Regions from separate parts of the Mus musculus genome. Here region 2 is linked to region 1. A link is a loop called in an ENCODE intact Hi-C map of the cell type or tissue named here. Cell type or tissue: heart. All regions are shown on one strand. Links, peaks and the distances in the headings refer to the core of each region. The heading gives the core; the rest is flanking DNA.

Region 1 (5,828 bases), core at 308-5,307:
GTGTGTGGTATGTTCTAGAAGAAGGCACTGTTAACACAGGTGATGTCTCTGTGTGTTGTTTCCTGAAGATTTTCCAGTTAGACAAGATGCAGCACAGGAATAGCCATGATCCTGCCCCCGGACACGCCCACACATATGGACACGCCCACACATATGGACACGCCCACTTACATATGCATTTTATTTAGTGAGGGGGGTTGTTTACACACGCCATGGTACACATGTGGTGATCAGAGATCAAGTTGTGAGAGTCAGTTCTCCCCTCCTACCATGTGGACCTTGGGGACTAAACTCGGGCCATCAGATATGAAGGCAAACACCTTTACCCACCAGGCCATTTTGTCAACATGTTTTAAATTGCAACAGTAATTGTACACATTTAAGGGGTATACTGTGACATTTTGGCTTATAGATTTAACATGTAACGAACATCAGGGCAACTGGCATATCCACCATCTCAAACAGTTTTCCTTTCCCTGTTGGGAAGGATTGAGTAAAACATCTCCAGTAGCTGTTAGAAAATATTCGGTAGTTCTTGCTGATCTTAGCTATTCTAGCTACAGTACAGAACTTCAGAAACCATTCCTCCTACCCAGCTCTACCCTGAATCCACTACCAGCCTCTCTCCATCCTCACCCAAAACTTCCTGAGATTTGGGAACTATTGTTAATTCTCTCTGTATCTTTGCTCTTAGCCAACAGGCTTAAGTAAACAACTAAAACCAAAACAATTTTAAATGGGAAAAAGGATAAGATATGGATATAAAGAAAGAAAACATTTTTGTGGAGGTACATAATGTGTGTACGTTTTAAGCCATTGTTTTAAGAGTCAAAAAGTAAAAACCAGGGCTGGTGAGATGGCTCAGTGGGTACAGGCTGGGTGATCTGAGTGCTGGCCCTGAAACTCACATGGCAGAAGGGGAGAACCGACTCCTGAAAGGCATCCTCAGACTTCCACAGGCACAGCACGGCAAGCATAATGATTAAAAACATCAGGGCTGGAGATGAAACTTGAAGCCCTGAGTTCAGATCCCCAGTGTTAAACACTGGGCACGACAGCATTTGTTAGTATTCCCAGTGCTTCCCTGGGAAAGCAGAGACAGGACGATACCTGGCGATGTGTTTATAAAAAAAAGATAAAGAGGTATAAGATATGTTCTATGGGGGTGTGGTGAGGTATGGGGGAAGGGGCTGCCTCGGCGGGTCCATGCCAAGGCACCCCCTACCCTCTGAGGGACCAGCCACATGATGGTATAGAATAGAGCTTATTCAGGGCATGGGGAGGGAAGTTAAGAGCGTAGTAGAGGCAGAGAGAGGGAGAGAGTTGAGAAGTATAGGCCGGGCATGGCCATGAACACGTGGAGAGAGGGGGACGGGGAGGGGGAAGGGAAGAGCAAGAGAGAAGCAAGGGGGAAGCAAGAGTAAGAGGGAGGAGGGGGCAAGCAGCCCCTTTTATAGTGGGTCAGGCCTGCCTGGCTCTTGCTAGGTAACTGTGGGGGTGGAGTTTAGACAGAATGCTAACACCTGGGTCTTTTTGGACAGTGTGGCCAATTGGTTAGCTCCGGGCTTAGTGAGAGACCTTGTCTCAAAAATAAGGTGGGTTAAACAGTTGAGGAAAACAGCCAACTTCTGGTCTCCAAGTACACAAGCACATGTACAAACATATGTGAACCCATATACACACACAAATGAAAAGGTTATAAAAATAACCAAGATTGCCAGGCGGTGGTGGTGCACATCTTTAATTCTAGCATGAAGAAGGCAGAGGCAGGAGGATTTCTGAGTTCGAGTCCAGCCAGGTCTACAGAGTGAGTTCTAGGACAGCCAGGGATACTTAGAGAAACCCTGTCTCAAAACAAAAAACTAAAAACAAAACAAAAAAACCCCAAACAAAAACCAAGACCAAAACCGAAAAATCAAGGTTAATTCATTACCAAGGAAAGAAGCTTTTTTGTTGTTTTTGTTGTGATTTTGTTCTTTAAAATAAAATCTGGGTACTAAAGTCTATTGTATGCACGTGATGCCCCAGGCATTTACAGTCAACACTCACTTTACCTCAGCAACCTGAAGTCTGCATGGTCCATTCACAGTAAGTGACCAGGCCAAGTGAAACGTGGTTATTTATTTATTTGTCTGTTTATTTATTTAGAGGCAGGGGCTCACTGTGTACACCAGGTGGGTCTCAAACTCTCAGAGCTCCACAAGCCTTTACCTCCTAAGTGCGGGTCTTAAAGGCGAGCACCACAACGCCCTTGGCTATCCTTTATATTTTAATTTTAGATATGTTCAGAAACACCAATGGATTATAATTAGCGCAGTTCTGAGCACGTACATTAACATGTGCAGGAAGTATGCACCCGAATCACCAAGCCCAGCTATAAAAAACAAATAATAATTTACTTTTGTTCTTTATTGGTATGCTGAAATTCTAATCTAGATCATAACAGCTGAATTGGATTATTCAACGTAGCTGATTAATTTTTTTTTTAATCCCCGTTTTTATAGACTGGGAAACGCGAGTAGGACAGGTGATGGGAAGTCTTCGTCCCACGGGGGGTGGGGTTGGGGGTTAGTGGCGGGAGAATAAAGGGAACTAAAACCTCCTGACTCTGACTCGCTGCTCTCACCAACTTTGGAATACGCTGTCAACCTCAGCCGCAGGTGCAAACCGGCTGGCTGCCGAGATTGTTAACTGGGGACCAGCACCGGACTTCATTTGTCAAGTATGCAAAATACGAACACTGGTGATTTTCCGTCTAAGCCTCTAATGTAAACCTCCTATTTAAAGTCAATCCGTGATCACGACGCAGCTGCTCTGAGGTTCACAAAGACAAACAAGGTGGGAGGGGAGTCCCGGGCCGCAGTCACCCTGGCCCGGTGGGTGACACCAATTGCAGAGCCCCGTGCCGCGCCGCGCGGCACAGCTCCGCGGAGCAGCTCGTCCGGCCGGTCAGGTTTCCCCAGCCCGGGAGCAGCCCCGGCCCGCGGGACCCCGGCCTACCTGCGCGCTCCCCGCCGCCGCCGCCGTCTCCCAGCCCCGCGGCCGCGCGCAGCGCGCTGCCGCAGCTCGCCGACAGGTTCCCGGTGGCTCTGCGCGCCAGCGTCAGGATGGGCGCCGACCAGCTGTCGGCCACTCGAGGCCGCGACGCACTCCGCAGCTCGCCGGGACTCGGCAGCTGGCTCCGGTCCACGATCTCGAACGCTTCCCCGGACTCTAGGCCTGCTTGGGGCTCAGGCTCCGGCCCCGGCTCGGACTCCGGCTCCCGCTCCGGCTCCGGCTCCGAATCCTGCCCCGCCCGGCGGCATTCTCCGCGGGCGGCCATGTTGTTAGGTCACGTGACCCGCCGCTGCCCTGGACCGACGACCTTAAGCCGCTGCGGCCTTGCTCGCTCTCACCTGGGCTTGCTTTCCTTGTATAGCATTCGGGAAAGTACGATTCCTAACCGTAGGTGATTCCCAGCCCGGAGCACTTGGAAGTTACTTTTGGACTTTCTACTTCCCACCCCGGGAATGCGCCTTATTTTAACGTTTTGCGACACAACTTCCTCTTTTAAACTTTCATTTCACATGCCTTTTCCCCCTTTGAATCAAAATCTCACTGTTGGATTTTTATTTGTTGTTGTTATTGTTGTTTCTTTCCCCCACACAAGGGAGACATTAAAACAGGCCATGTAGCCAAGTGGTGGTGGGACAAGCATTTAATCCCAGCATCAGGGAGGCATAGGCAGGCAATATCGCTGAGGACAGCAGAGTCAACGGAGTGAGTTCCAGGACAGCCAGAGTTACACAGAGAAACCCTGTCTCAACAACGCAGTCCCCATCACCCCCAGTAGGCCACTTGGCAGGGGTGTGCTTAACTACTTTTTTCTGGGGTGTGTGTGTGTGTGTGCGCGCGCGCGTGCGCGCGCGCGCGGCATGGCAGTTCTGGGAATTGTACTTCGTATCTCATACATGCTAATCAAGACCTCTACCACTGAGCTTCACCCAACCCCCAACACACATAACCAACAGGACCGTTGAATTTGTGATCCTCCTGTCTCCATCTCCCAAGTGCTTCTGACCCCACACCATGCTAGGCAGGCACTCTACTAGCAGAACTAGCAGAGCTATGTTCCCAGTCAGAATTTCAGTCTGTAGCTCCGGCTGGCCTAGAACTCAGTAATAGAGCACTGGCCTTGAACTGGTGATCCCCCTGCCTCTGTCAAGTGAGTATGGGGATTTTATGTGTGCCTTACCATGCCAACTCATGTCTAATATTTTCGACTTCATATTTTTCGGCAGCTTTCTTCAGAACAGGCTGTAAAAGGGCTGCCAAAGAAATTAGGACAGATGAGTCAGAGGTGTGTGTGTGGTGGTGGGGCTTTTTCTTTCAAATCAAATGAATCTGAATGACAGCCTAGCAGGCAAGGTCAGCAGTGGTGGTCTGGAAATGAGCTCTGTATTCTGCTATTAATTAAGTTGATAGGAATTGAACCAACCTCATTCCTAAGTGATAAGGAAACGCAGCACACAACGTACCTTGTGATTATTGTCTCTGCTTTCCAACTCTGGCTTGGATAAGTCACCCTACAGATATGTGGTTATTCAGCCTATTTTCTTACTAGGGATAGAAGGGAATTTGGCAAGATGGAGATGCGAATGTCATGAGAATGTAACAATTTGCAAAAAAGAATTTAACAGTTTGGACCATGTCAAACCACAGAACTCTTAGTGTTTAAAATTATTACAGTGTTGTTGCAGGCCAGGTGTGGTGGCACACACTTTTAATCCCAGCACTTTGGAGGCAGAGGCAGGTAAATTTTTGTGAGTTTAAGGCCAGCCTAGTTTACATAACCAGTTTCAGTCCAGCCAGGGCTAGGTAGTAAGATCCTGTCTCAACAAATAGAATAAAATAAAATGTTGTGGTAGATTGTTAGAGATCAAATAATTTCACCTAAAAATTTGGATTTTAGTCCTTTTTGAATCATGGACAACTTAGAATATGTTTCCTGATGGTAGCACATTATTGGTAGTGGTTGGATGGCTGCTATGAGAAATTATTTGTGCTCCCTTTGGCATTACAGACACTAAGCCTCGAACAATATAGAGAAGCTTAGCATAGCGTCTGTGTGCTCTGAGGCACAGAGGAAAGGTTCATGTTGTGTGTAGATCATCATGCCCACTGCACCAAGCTGCAGGAGGAGAAGCATGTGATGAGGCCTTACACAGGGCTAGGCTCAAGTACACTGACCGATAGAAGATCCACCCACATCTCAAAGAATGGGGCCGTCACCAAATTTAATGCAGATGAATTTGAAGATCTGAGAAGTGACTCAGCCTCGGTGCACCTTCACAATGCTTGGTGGTTTCTGTGGTGGCAGTGTCTCAGACAACCCCGCCTGTTTCGGAAATGTGGCAGGGGCTAATGCAGATTCATTGATTCCCACTTTAATTCTGTCACACTGCACACAGTAAATATAGCTCTCTATAGGTCTCTATTATGTGGTTTACAGAGTAGATTCAAGAGGCTATGGCAGAGTGCAAAGGGTTTGAGAGTGCACGGACAGAAATGTCAATAGAATCTCCATGGGTAAGAACCTGAGACCAACCCTGGGATGAAGATGCTGCTGTGGCCCAGGGGAGAGACAGGCTTCAGGGTGGAGTCTCGGGAAGAGTGGAAATAGGCTGGAGCAGGAAACTCTGTGTGTGTGTGTCCAGGTCCACCAGGCACACAGGTAGACCAGCAGGCATTCTAGTGAGCAGCAGGGCCCAAGCTGAGCTGGCGCTTTAGCATCAGAGTAGTGTTTTGTGACGGTTGATCCTTGGTGCATACTGGGTGTCAGGCTGGTG
Region 2 (5,828 bases), core at 510-5,509, 110 kb before region 1:
GGGGATGAGGTAGGATAACAAAGACAGAACAACATCCTGAGAAACAGTGTGACCTGCTCTATAAATGAGACCTATACCTTACTCACATGTCATATTTGGGGGTTTCTGCTTCATGTGTTGGGAATGGAACCCTGGGCCTAGGCCAAGAATTATATACCACCTTCTTGGATTTGTTTTCATTAACAGAAACATAGGAGTAATTTGGTGGTGGTGGGTTTTTTGTTTTTGTTTCGTTTTGTTTTGTTTGATACAGGGTTTCTCTGTTGTAGCCCTGGCTGTCCTGGAACTCACTCTGTAGACCAGGGTGGTCTTGAAGTCAGGGATAAATCTGCCTCTGCTTCCCTCATGCTGGGATCAAAGGTGAGCCACCACCACACCACCCAGCTAATAAGTGATTTTTTTTAAAAGAAACTTTTTCCTATTAATTCACTTTAAGATGTGAATACGCAGGATGGAGAGATGGCTCAGTGATTAAGAGTTGAATTCCCAGTTGGGCAGCTTACAACTGTTTGTAATTCCAACTCTAGAGAATATAATGCCCTTTACTGGCCCCCATGAATAATATATTGCATATATATTCACACCAACATACACATATTTTTAAATATATATATATATGTACATAGTACACACACACATATTAAAGATTTATTTCATGTATATGAGTACACTGTCCTCAGACACACCGGAAGAGGGCATCGGCTCTCATTAGAGATGACTGTGAGCCACCATGTGGTTCCTGGGAATTGAACTCAGGACCTCTGGAAGAACAGCCAGTGCCCCCAACCGATGAGATATCTCTCCAGCCCTAAATAAATCTTAAAATGATTTTTTTTAAAGACAAGAATACAATATAAAAATTGTCTAGATTCCTTAAAAAAAAAAAAAAAGAAAAAAGAAAAATTTCAGGGCTGAAGACATAGTTGCTGCTCTTCCAGAGGACCCAGGTTTGATTCCCAGCACCAATATGATGGGTCTCACACACATGGTACACAGACATACATGCAGGCAAAACACACATACACAGAAAATTAAATAAGCCTAAAAATTCTTTCCTAGCATTTGTAGCAATAACAAAGCATTTAACAAGCATTTTCCTAATGAGTTTTACAGTAAGCTATACAGACTACAACTATCTTTGGCACTTTAATTACTTCTTAGGACTTTTTATGAGCTGCCAATACTATTTGTCCATTTCCTTACACTTTCCCAAACAGTTTCTTAGTATCTGCCCTCTCAAAGGCAAAGCAAGTAGCACACTCATCCCCATTTCTTTCTTTCTTTCTTTCTTTCATTCCCATTTTTAAAGGATAGGAATTAAAGTTATCATGCTGGACAGTCTTCTGCAGTTATTCTTAGCAACTGCCACTCTACTCCCTCAAAGTTCTCTTACTGGGCAAGTGACCTCTGCAGGACAAGGATGCAAGGTGTGTTGTCAAGATGCACATGCCTTGTGGCTCTTGAAAGATTAAGGAGTTAATTGCACTGTTGAGTTAAGATAGCAAGGAGGTGACACCCATTCACAGACAGTTCGGTAAACTCCTATTGTGAATGGCTCACTACTATATACAGTTCTTCAGGGCCTGGCTCACCTGTAGTGTACCCCTGCCTGGCCTGTAAGCTTAATTACAGTATAAGTACAACATGAGAATTGATTCTGTTCATGCCCTTTCAAAGGTTACTGGAAAATATACAAAGATTTTTAAGGTAACCCAACTTGTCCCCCTTTAAAGGGGTGGGAGGGCAAATTATTTTTAAAAAACAGGCAGATTCTTCCATTTCTGAAGGGTAAAGAGACTGTAGCTCAACTTTGCCAAGCTTTTAGTATTCAGTTTGGTTTAACTTCACACAACTAGCAATGCAATCACTAGTGTCATGACCAGCAGTTAATACACAAAGTGTCATCAATGTGTCCTCAGGTCTTGGCACACAGGCCTTCAATATAAACATTAGTGTATCAGTGTAATGACCAAGGCATTCGGATTTCAAGAAGCCAGTTCGATTCCTACCCACTGAACCTTTACTACACATCCAATTTCTCATTCCCATTCCCTCGGAATTCAATACAAGGCCCATCAGTCATTCTGTCTACTCCTGGGGACTGAGCCCTAAAGTAGAAAAAAAAAATCTCCCAAATTCCCACTCCCCCGATTAATTGCAGTTAGGTGCTTGAACCAGGACTTTTAACCCAAACGGTCTAGTGCTCAGTTACAATCCCAACTGGATGACTAGAACTACCTGTATGACCTTGGGCCAGTCATTTCAAACTTCTAGGCCTCAGTTTCCTCCCCTCACTAACTGAACTTTCGCTTGTATCTCCTGCTCTTAAGGTCCTGTGAACACCCACACTGGATTACTATCTATCCACCACCGAATAGGCAGGTGCTTTAATAGTTAAGCCTTAAGTTTCTCAAGCGGTACACGTTCTAGTACATTCTACTCCCTCATCAGGATGCTATGGTCCAGTCTTCCCTTTGGGCAAGTTATTTTCTAATCTGTAACGCTTATCTCTGGATTTACTTCACCTTTCCCTGCTATTTGGGCTACCTACTAGGCCGAATTCTAATACCACACCTGTACCGGATTACTCAGCCCACCTCTGGGTGGGCCTGGCCAGGGCCTAAGAAAGCTCTAGAAGCAAAGCCGTAGGAAGTTGTTAGCTTTCTCAGAGGTCAAGGGAAACCCCAGGACACCTGCCACGCCTCCCGACCCCGGCGGCGCTGCCCAGGCTAGCCTCTCTAACCCGGCCGCTCTCCTCACTGCCCTGCGCGTCCGCCCAGGCCTGCGCCATTCGAAAGCCCGCCCGACCCCTCAGTCGTCGAGCCTACAGCCACGCCCGACCCCCTCCGCCACGGCGCCGCTCGCCCAGTCCCCCAAGGCTCGTCCCGGGCCTGAGATCCCCGCACACGCTTCCCGTCTCACCTCGAGCCTCCCGGGGACCACTGGCGGCTCCCTCACCTTCTCCCACCCGCACACCCGGCCCCGTGCTGCAGTGGAGACAGCGGCAGAGGCGGCCCGACCGTCACGTGCCGCAGAACTAAGAGGCCTCGGCTACGGCCGCCGCGCGAGCGAGCCCCACCGCACGAAGCCCAACCCCGCGTCCGCCCCTCGTTCCTGAGTGGCTAAAACGAACGTCAGATCCCGCCCCTTTGCGCAAGATCTAAGAATTTATTGGTAGATACAGCCATCGCTCGAAGCGCCTTCCCATACGCCCCCTAGGGCTATTCTTCGTGGAGCGTGGTGATTGGTCAATAGCGAGGCAGGAAGTGGTTGCTGATTGGGTATGAAGGAGGAAGGCGGGCCGTCACCAAACGGGCGGGCGCGCGCCGCGGAGGGCGGACGGATCTGGCACGCGTTCTCGCGTGGGTCGCCCTAGTCCCTCAGGGCGGGTGTGTTGGACATCCAGAAGACGGCTTTCCGACCCATTGAGTTAGGAACTCTGTCCCAACCCCGCCTGGGACCTATGGCCTTCATCACAAATGGTGAGAGGTCGGGCGGTGTGCTTGCGCAGTGAGTGAAATCCCTCTGGGTAGCAGACACCGCCTTTCCTGCGGAGTCATCGCCCTGAGCTCAGGAGCCTGAGACCTCTTTACCTAACAAAACACTACCTAGATTCACAATCAAGCCACATGGAGTCACTTTCCCATGTGCCCGTGCTGTTTCCTGATTTTAGTCGTTAAAATCAGACATACCTAAGCGACAGAGTTGAGGAAAAGGGTGATGCCATGTGCAGATTTAAAATAGCCTTTTCATAACCCACTCGTTTTTCAATATGCTGATAACGCTGTAAGATTGAAGTGGCTAAGGATTTGGCTAGATCCTTGAGAATCCTGATCGCCTCGGGTTGTATTTGGTGACCCAAAGCTTTGAATAATGTGGAAAGAAACAGCAGGTTTTTCTACATGTGAAACGAGCTTTGTTCCTGCCACCCCAAGAGAAAGGCAGTAAGGATTTGATGTTTGGGTCAATTTAGTAACCGCCAATTCTCTCTCCCTAATTTTAAAGAAGAGAAATTGCTTTCCTTATTTGCCTTATAAAGAGCATGTTCAAAATGAAAATTTGAAGCCAGCTTGGCACAGGCAGTACACATAATTTAAAAAAAAATTCTAAATTTACTTAGGTTGAGTTCTGGCTTGTGTTACCCAAGATGGCCTTGAATTTAAGAAAGCCAAAAAATCGACTTCTGCAGAGAGGTGTTAAAATATGTCAGTACTGAAGGAGTAGAGGAGTTGAGGCAGAACTTTTCTGTCTAAACTGACAAAGACTTGAACTGGACCTCATAGATATGCAAATTTTCTGTAGGTGGAGTTGGAAGGAAGTTCTTGAGATGAGAAAATTGTACAGAAGAGCAAAAAAGTGACTCTCAGGTATTTGGGGGATCCATATACTAAAAATGTTTTGGGAGCAATGGAGATGGCTCAGCAGGTAAGGACACTTGCCACCAAACCTGATGGCCTGAATTTAATTCCCAGAACTCAACGTGGTGAAAGAAGAGATTGAATTGTACTCTGACCTCTATACAAATTCACATACATACATTAATAAATGTGAAATTTTAATAAAAATGAGGACATGATGGCTCTAAACTATACTGTCCACAAAGAGACTGGGAACGTCAGTCTTCTGGTCTGTTCATGGTGTGTCATTATAGAATATTACAAGTTTCTTTTATGTTTCAGTTTATCCAAACAGCTAAACCTTAACAAAGTTAGCAAATACAAAGAGACTAGGCATATACCTTCAAGTCAGTTAGTGTTAACCTGAGTAGACCTTCAGGAATTGATGAGCCTTATTTATCAGAGATAGCTTATTCATCCAACACAAGTTATTACTTATCTAAAATTTTCTAGAAGCTTGGTGTTGAACAGTCAGCAAAAATATAAGTGGTTAGACATCAGTCTCTAAGTCTTAATTCTTTCTCAATGTCTTCATCCCCAATCTCTCTTACTTGATTTGATCCTACTTGAAGCAACAGTACTCATGTTTCCACCCAGTTTTTTTTTTCTCACTGGCTACATTACTATTGATCATTTCTTTGTACACACTAATCAGGCCCTGTCAAATTAATTGGTAGAAAATACAACTTATTTTATCACAGATTCATTAAACATTTTGCACTGATCATGTAGATTCCTTTTAATTGTCTGTTCATGGAGCTTGTCCAATTTTTCTATTCTAGGCTTTTCTTACTGGCTTGTAAGAAATCTACAGCCTAATGGTCTTGAGAGTGAGTTAGTTTCGATGGTTTGTAAGAAATCTTCACTCGCTGAGATGCTTCTTAAACTATTACTGAGAACCCACCCATCTCCAGCTTCATTATACCTTTTAAATTAGGAGCTATTTCTTTTGTCTTTTTGTTTTTTAAAGATATATTTTATTCCAGCACTTGGGAGGCAGAGGCAGGTGGATTTCTGAGTTCAAGGCCAGCCTGGTCTACAAAGTGAGCTCCAGGACAGCCAGGGCTACACAGAGAAACCCTGTCTCGAAAAACAAAAAAACAAAACAAAACAACATATTTATTTATATGTAAGTACACTGTAGCTGTCTTCAGACACCAGAAGAGGGAATCAGGTCACATTACAGATGGTTGTGAGCCACCATGTGGTTGCTGGGATTTGAACTCGGGACCTCCAGAAGAGCAGTCAGTGCTCTTAACCACTGAACCATCTCTCCAGCCCCTCTTTTCTCTTAATTGCACTTGTTCCTTCTTTTCTCATTATAATTTGTGTGGGTTTGAGGGCTCCATGAGTGTGCTGTACTTGCATATGTCTGTGTATATGGAAGCAAGATTAGTAGGTCCTTATCACTCTCCACCTGAATCCATTGAG

The links. Peaks named below come from ENCODE experiments on the same cell type or tissue, not always from the same donor. Only the 100,000 strongest peaks of a DNase experiment are listed, where the experiment ranks them.
Region 2: a loop joins it to region 1, with 6 times the contacts of the local background. A loop is called at or near these places in 1 of 42 quality-filtered maps.

The regions. Positions count from the first base shown.
Region 1 is chr11:50,427,784-50,433,611 of GRCm38, forward strand. It overlaps Rufy1 (RUN and FYVE domain containing 1), which reads right to left and starts at 3,342. Exons shown (of 18, transcript NM_172557.3): 1 at 3,001-3,342. The coding sequence starts at 3,322. In heart, for the core only: a CTCF peak has its summit at 3,132; DNase peaks (open chromatin) are centred at 3,108 and 3,308; H3K4me3 peaks cover 2,078 bases; H3K27ac peaks cover 1,780 bases.
Region 2 is chr11:50,322,571-50,328,398 of GRCm38, forward strand. Canx (calnexin) reads right to left here and starts at 3,103. Exons shown (of 15, transcript NM_007597.3): 1 at 2,923-3,103. It overlaps Gm46280 (a long non-coding RNA gene), which reads left to right and starts at 3,182. Exons shown (of 2, transcript XR_001780205.2): 1 at 3,182-3,482; 2 at 4,303-4,586. In heart, for the core only: no CTCF peak of the experiment used is centred there; a DNase peak (open chromatin) is centred at 3,251; H3K4me3 peaks cover 3,504 bases; H3K27ac peaks cover 3,002 bases.